2 separate regions of the Mus musculus genome follow, and region 2 is linked to region 1. A link is a loop called in an ENCODE intact Hi-C map of the cell type or tissue named here. Cell type or tissue: left cerebral cortex. All regions are shown on one strand. Links, peaks and the distances in the headings refer to the core of each region. The heading gives the core; the rest is flanking DNA. Region 1 overlaps Gm14340 (a long non-coding RNA gene). Region 2 has its middle 21 kb from the start of Chrna4.

Evidence for each region. Hi-C counts contacts between places; a loop is a spot of excess contacts. Peaks named below come from ENCODE experiments on the same cell type or tissue, not always from the same donor. Only the 100,000 strongest peaks of a DNase experiment are listed, where the experiment ranks them.
Region 2: a loop joins it to region 1, with 2.6 times the contacts of the local background. A loop is called at or near these places in 3 of 42 quality-filtered maps.

The regions. Positions count from the first base shown.
Region 1 is chr2:180,820,896-180,823,808 of GRCm38, reverse strand. The region is part of intron 1 of Gm14340 (a long non-coding RNA gene); the gene reads left to right. Among named protein-coding and RNA genes, the nearest start is that of Gm14340, 2.7 kb to the left of the region's middle. In left cerebral cortex, for the core only: a CTCF peak has its summit at 1,180 (motif pointing right); DNase peaks (open chromatin) are centred at 196, 312 and 1,115; H3K27ac peaks cover 1,666 bases.
Region 2 is chr2:181,058,887-181,061,799 of GRCm38, reverse strand. No RefSeq gene overlaps it. Among named protein-coding and RNA genes, the nearest start is that of Chrna4, 21 kb to the right of the region's middle. In left cerebral cortex, for the core only: a CTCF peak has its summit at 1,430 (motif pointing right); a DNase peak (open chromatin) is centred at 1,432.

The sequences.
Region 1 (2,913 bases), core at 167-2,666:
GTGGGCCAGCCTCCCAGATCGTCCCTCAGCCTTGTGAGGACTGTTTCCCTGAATGCTCTCACGGGAGATCTGGATTGTTCCAAGTCCTGTGAGAGCTCTGTCCTCTAAGGAGAGTAAAGAGTACTCTTTTTGTGATCAGGAGCCAGGCTGTTTCAAACGGCCAGGGTCTCAACTCCATCATCAATGAATACCATCCAGAAGGCCATTAGGGCAGTTGCTCAGTTCTGCTACACGACATGTGACCCAACCCCAGGGGGAAGCTCTCAAGGCTTTCTGCTCCAATTGAGAATATGAAGTCACTGTAATGGCAGGAGGGTCTATGAGTTCTGAGCTCAGAGCCACAGCTGTGGGCAGACCTGCAGGGCTGGGCTCTAAACCCTCATACACACCTGTCCTATGAGAGTTCTGACAGCTATTACATGGCAGCCATTATGAGTTGCACTCAAGCCAAGGTAAGCTCCCAGTGGCCATGCCATTGAGAAAGTACATCCTCCTCCTATCAGGGGATGAGAAGACCCTGATCGAACACAGGAATTTGCTGTTGTGTTCCTGTGGCAAGGCTGGTCCACAGAGCTGGGTCATCCGTTAGAGCAGGACTTCAAGCCACAGAATCCTCAACAAGGATACAGGATACACCAGAGTTAAGCAGGTCAGCTTTCTGACAGGGCTGACAGATGGAAAAACCCTGTTCAGGCTGAACTGAGAGAATCTGATGTGGGCTTCACAGAGGTCACAGATACAAAACAGGCACCCCTGTGCTCTGCACTCAAGAAGGACTGTTCCTTGTCCTGGTCCTGGATGCTAGAGGGTAAGCTTCCTTAGTTAATCTACTAATTAATGCTCAGTGGTTTCTCCTACTGTCCCCTTAGTCATCACCTGGGTAGAACCAGCCAGGCCATGTATGGAGATGGCCATTGTTAACTGGATGTGACAGTCGATGTCAGTAGAACATGGAGAGGCACATAGAACATTCCTTCTCCTCCCTGTGACAGAACGCAGGAATTGGCAAAGGCTTATGGAAAGCATCAAGTCCCACGAGTCAAAGTCGTGACTGTCATTTCCCTCCTTCCCACACAGGATGTAGCCAGCATGTGCTGTCTTGGGGAGGGTGTCCCCAACACAGTTTCATATTTCAGCAAGCATAGAAACGGATGTAGCACCCACATGTAGGCAGCAGAGGGCTCTCTACTCCTGGCCAGACTTTGCAGTCTGGGCTCCCATGCAGGCCATAAGAAAGCCAGCTGACTCACTGGTGTCTGGGGACTTGCAGAACTTGTCTTGGTAACAGCCGTTTCTCACAGCTAGGCTAATTCCTCTAATGGGAGACCCACACATTTCTTTTGCACCCCAAGGCAGTATTAAGACTGTAGGGATCCTGTAGATTGCATGAAGGGAGCCCTGTGGCTATCTGGGGAAGCATCCATAGCTGAGCCCAATGCTTCAAGGCACACGGAACCATCTGTCCAGAGCATACAGTTCTCAAGTGGATGGATCAGCAATGGATGCTGTTAACTCAGATCAGCCAGGAATCCTTCCTCAGGACCAAGTGAATATGTCAAAACCTTGGACTTGGTGTCTGTCACCTGCTAAGGGTGACCATAAGCAATGCTCCATTCTAGTTCTCAGTTTTCTAAGAAGCAGGCCATGAAGAAGCTGGGCAGACAAGTGCCCATTGAGCCTGGGTGAATTTATCATCACCCTAATAGAATACTAGACAAGAGAGAGAAGAAACATGCCTTTTCCATGAAGAAGTGCACAGAGTGGGCTCCTGTTGAATACAACATATGAACACCTGCACATAGTAGGCTCCTGTTAAATACAACATGTGTACACTTGCACATATATACCTGCCTATTAGTGTCACAGGAGTATTGTCCTCAGGGTGTCAGGAGGGAAGGGACCTGGTCATTTCTGGCTCACTAGGTTCAAGTCAAACTGGCTTGGGACAGATGGAGCACATTTCCCAGCAAAACTTCAGGCAGTCGACTCTGAGGCACATCTTTCTAGCACAAGAGCCAGGTAATGGTCTTCCTCAACACCAAGATCACTCTGCATGGGGCTTTTCCAGCCCTCTACAGCTCTAGCAGCCTTTTCTATGGCACAGGAGTGCATGTTGATTCCTCGAGAAAGAGGAAGTGTTATAGACATTATTGGGCGCTAATCTCTAGCATTGAAATCACCAGGATGAAGGGTACAGATTCTAAAGCTAATGCCTCCAAGGGATGAACCAGAGATGAGACAGCCTGGGCACCACATCCCTTGGAACTTGACAGAGGCTGTGAGGTAGAAGGAAATTAACCTAGGGTGCTGCCAAGCCAGTGGCTCGCCAGGTTAGGTAAGGCAGTAATAGATCTGCACCAATAACTCACGTGGGGCACCAGTAACTCAGGTGTCACAACTGACGACTCAGAACCTGGTGACAAGGCCTGAACTTGTCACATGGTAGTTAGAAGACATACCAGCCATAGCTCACAGCCGGCAAAACCATTGTGCAGTCACTGAGCTCAAAGACTCTAGCAGGTCCCCACTTCTGGCTGCAGAAGAATGAAGTTTTCCTGTCTTGCACATAGAAAGTGTCCCATGCTGGTTTTCTTCAGGACGCAGGTGTCCACGGTTACCCCAAGCCCTTTACTGATAGGCCAAAACGAAAACAGTTTCCACGACTCTAGAAGCAAAGAGCAGACTCTCTGTTGAAATCTTGGTTCTAAACTTATTTTGTAAGTCAAGTGGAACCGACAGTGAGTGCAAAGGTCCTGTGGTGGGCGTGAGCTGCCCACTGACTTCTCAAGGTCAGTTTGGATTCTGACCACCAGCAGGCTCTTACCTGCCCTCCAGAAGCCAAAGCTATTGCTGCACTGCAGGAAACCCATGGAGAAGCTGGCTGTCTCAGTTGGCATTACTATTGCTATGATG
Region 2 (2,913 bases), core at 129-2,628, 240 kb before region 1:
TTCAGTGTTCTTATCTTTGCCAATAGTTAATCCTGTATGGTATTGGTGAAAAACACCTGGGTTTCTCTACCCTTCCTGAGGGCAAGTCCCTCAGGTAGAAGTTGACCCGTTTCTCCAGAGTCAGGTATCTACCTTTCTATACTTGCCAGAGTCTCTTAGAGCTTTGAAAGCTCGTATACCCTGAGGCCCAGGCAACCCTGGCTGCCCTAGGGAGCTGGCTTTCACAGCTGTGCACTGCAGGGATGGTGGGCCCTGACCAGTCCACTAAGAGATAATGGAATCTTATGTGGGGCAGCACAGAAGGTGCTCTCACCCTCAGTCTCTGAGAATCCCAAACACCCAGTTCTATGATCCCAGCAGTAGAAGGTAAAGGTTGATGTATGCGGCCACAGGAAACTTTAGTAATGCTACTGTCTTGATAGTCGGTGGAGACATGTACAGGGCCCTCATCATTCTAATTATGTGTGTAACTCTTGAGAAAGCCACAGCCTCACACACTGGTTTTGAAATTAAACAAGCAACAAAGCAGTAAATGTATTAAGACTTAGGAAACAAAACAGTAAGAAGAAGTGGAGCAGAACTGTTCATGATAACCTGCCCATGCAGGACAGGTATTGAGCCCAAGTGGCCAAGAGAGAGCGTCACACAATCTCCTGGGTTTGTGATGAGCACCTCAACCAAACTCTCTGGGGCTGAGCCTAAAGGGGCCGTGTGGCAATTTAGGATGCGAAATTAAATGTTATATTCTTCAGGCAGCAAGAAGAAATCTGGTAAAATATTTTCTGCCTTAACAATTCAGCTGAGAGGACAATTTCAGCAGGTCAGATGGGCCCATGGCTGACAGGACAGTGACATGGAACCTGAGTGCAGTCAAGGTAGGAAGAGCCTAGCAGAGTCTACCATGGGTTCTTCCTGTAACCAGTGGGCTCTGAGTAGATTTGGTGTGGGGAGGAGTCTGGTGGAAGAGGAGTCTTTGGTTATAAGACTCACACCAGGAGGCAACTGGGTTCTTCCCTAAGGGAAGGAAGATACTAAATCAAGGATGGAAGAGACCTATCTATAGGAGGGTTCAGGCCTAGTGACAGCAGGATGCAACCTGGGGTCCTACTGGCATTGGATATAAGAGCACGTTTGCCTTCAGAGGAGACTAGAAACTGAGGGATGGTCAAGTCCACTGGCAGCCTGACCAGCACATCCCCTGAGCAAGAGGACACAGATAGGAATCTTCCTAGGGACGTCTCTTCTGATCCTCGCTGCATATTATCTTCCCTTCCAAGGGACTGGCCAGGTGTTATTACATCTAGGGTGAAGATGAGAGAAGAGAACGGTGGCCAAGGTAGAACGGTGAGGTTAGAATTGATAACCAAGACAACAGTATGGTTCCAGCATCATCACCACCCGTTTACGGGTCTTCCAAAGGCATCCAGCAGGTGGCACTGCAGTCACACCTACTTGTTTGGTTCTGGTGAACTCGAAGCATGGTTAGTCTTGTGCCTGATTCAGTCATGGTCTCTGCCAGGGCACCTTTGTAGAGGACAGGCCAGTGTTAGCATCCATCTCACAACATGAGTCTGTGGCCTTCTCAAACTGACATTGACCAGATTTAACAGTGTATCCTTTGAAGAAACTGTTTACCCAAAAGTCTCTGCCACAGTTACCCCTCAGGAAAGGCTGTGCATCCCATATGTAGCCTCCAGGTCAGATGAAGCAAGCACCACTGAACTCAGGGTCCTTTTGCCCCAGGCTTTACTATGACTGGAATGTCAATATAATATAGGAGTTGTAACAGGAGTGGGGATTTGAGATTGGTATAAGATATCACCTGGGTCTCAGGCCAAGAAGGCTTCTAAGCTTCACCTTCTCTGGCTAACAGGTTTGTCAGGAGAGGGTAAGGAAAAGTACTTGGACTTGGGGTTAGAGCTTTACATTGAGCTGGCCACCAGCTCTCAGTCACCAGTCCCCTTGCAAGTTCAGTTCACTTTGGGTGAGGTATAGCAGGGCTGCCCATTTGGGGAATGAAGAGAGCTGCCCCGAGGACAGGCAAGTGTTACCTACTGGAGTCTATAGGTCTAGCAGGGTGCCCTGGGGGCAACATCTTGGGCCCTGAATGCCTGGAGATCTGTCCCATGAGGTAGCCACTCTGGTCATGTTTTGACTCCCTCTACTCAAGGCCCTCTCATCACCACTCCAATCCATATCACCCCAGGGCCTATTGCCATGTAGGATCAGAGACCTGGGGACAAGTTGTGGGAAATGTACAAAAGGCCTTACAACTAACTGAGGCATGGTTGCTGGCTGGCCTTTTGACTGTAGCTAGACCAAGCAGGTGCTTTCTCCTGCATCAGAAAACTATAGTAGATCCAGTCTCTGTGAGCATCAGCTGTGAACAGACCATTGTGAGGGTGCAGAGAATGCCTGAGTGTCTTAGCTAGGGTTTCTATCCTACACAAAACATCTGACCAAGAAGCAAATTGGGGAGGAAAGGGTTTATTCATCTTATACTTCCACATTGCTATTCATTACTAAAGGAAGTCAAGACTGAAACTCAAGCAGGTCAGGAAGCAGGAGCTGATGCAGAGGCCATGGAAGGATGTTACTTACTTCCTTGCTTCCCCTGGCTTGCTCAGCTTGCTTTCTTATAGAATCCAAGACTACCAGCCCAGGGATGGCACCACCCACAATGGGCCCTCCCACCCTTGATCACTAATTGAGAAAATGCCTTACAGCTGGATCTCACGGAGGCATTTCCTCAAAAGAGTCTCCTTTCTCTGTGGATAGCTCCAGCTCCCGTCAAGTTGACACACAAAACCTATCAGTAGGGTCTGGCCCCAAGCCCAGGTGGTAGATAGGGGCAAGGGCCCAGTGCATGGTGGGAGTGAGGTGTTTAAAAGCTGAATAGCTGTGGTTTATGTC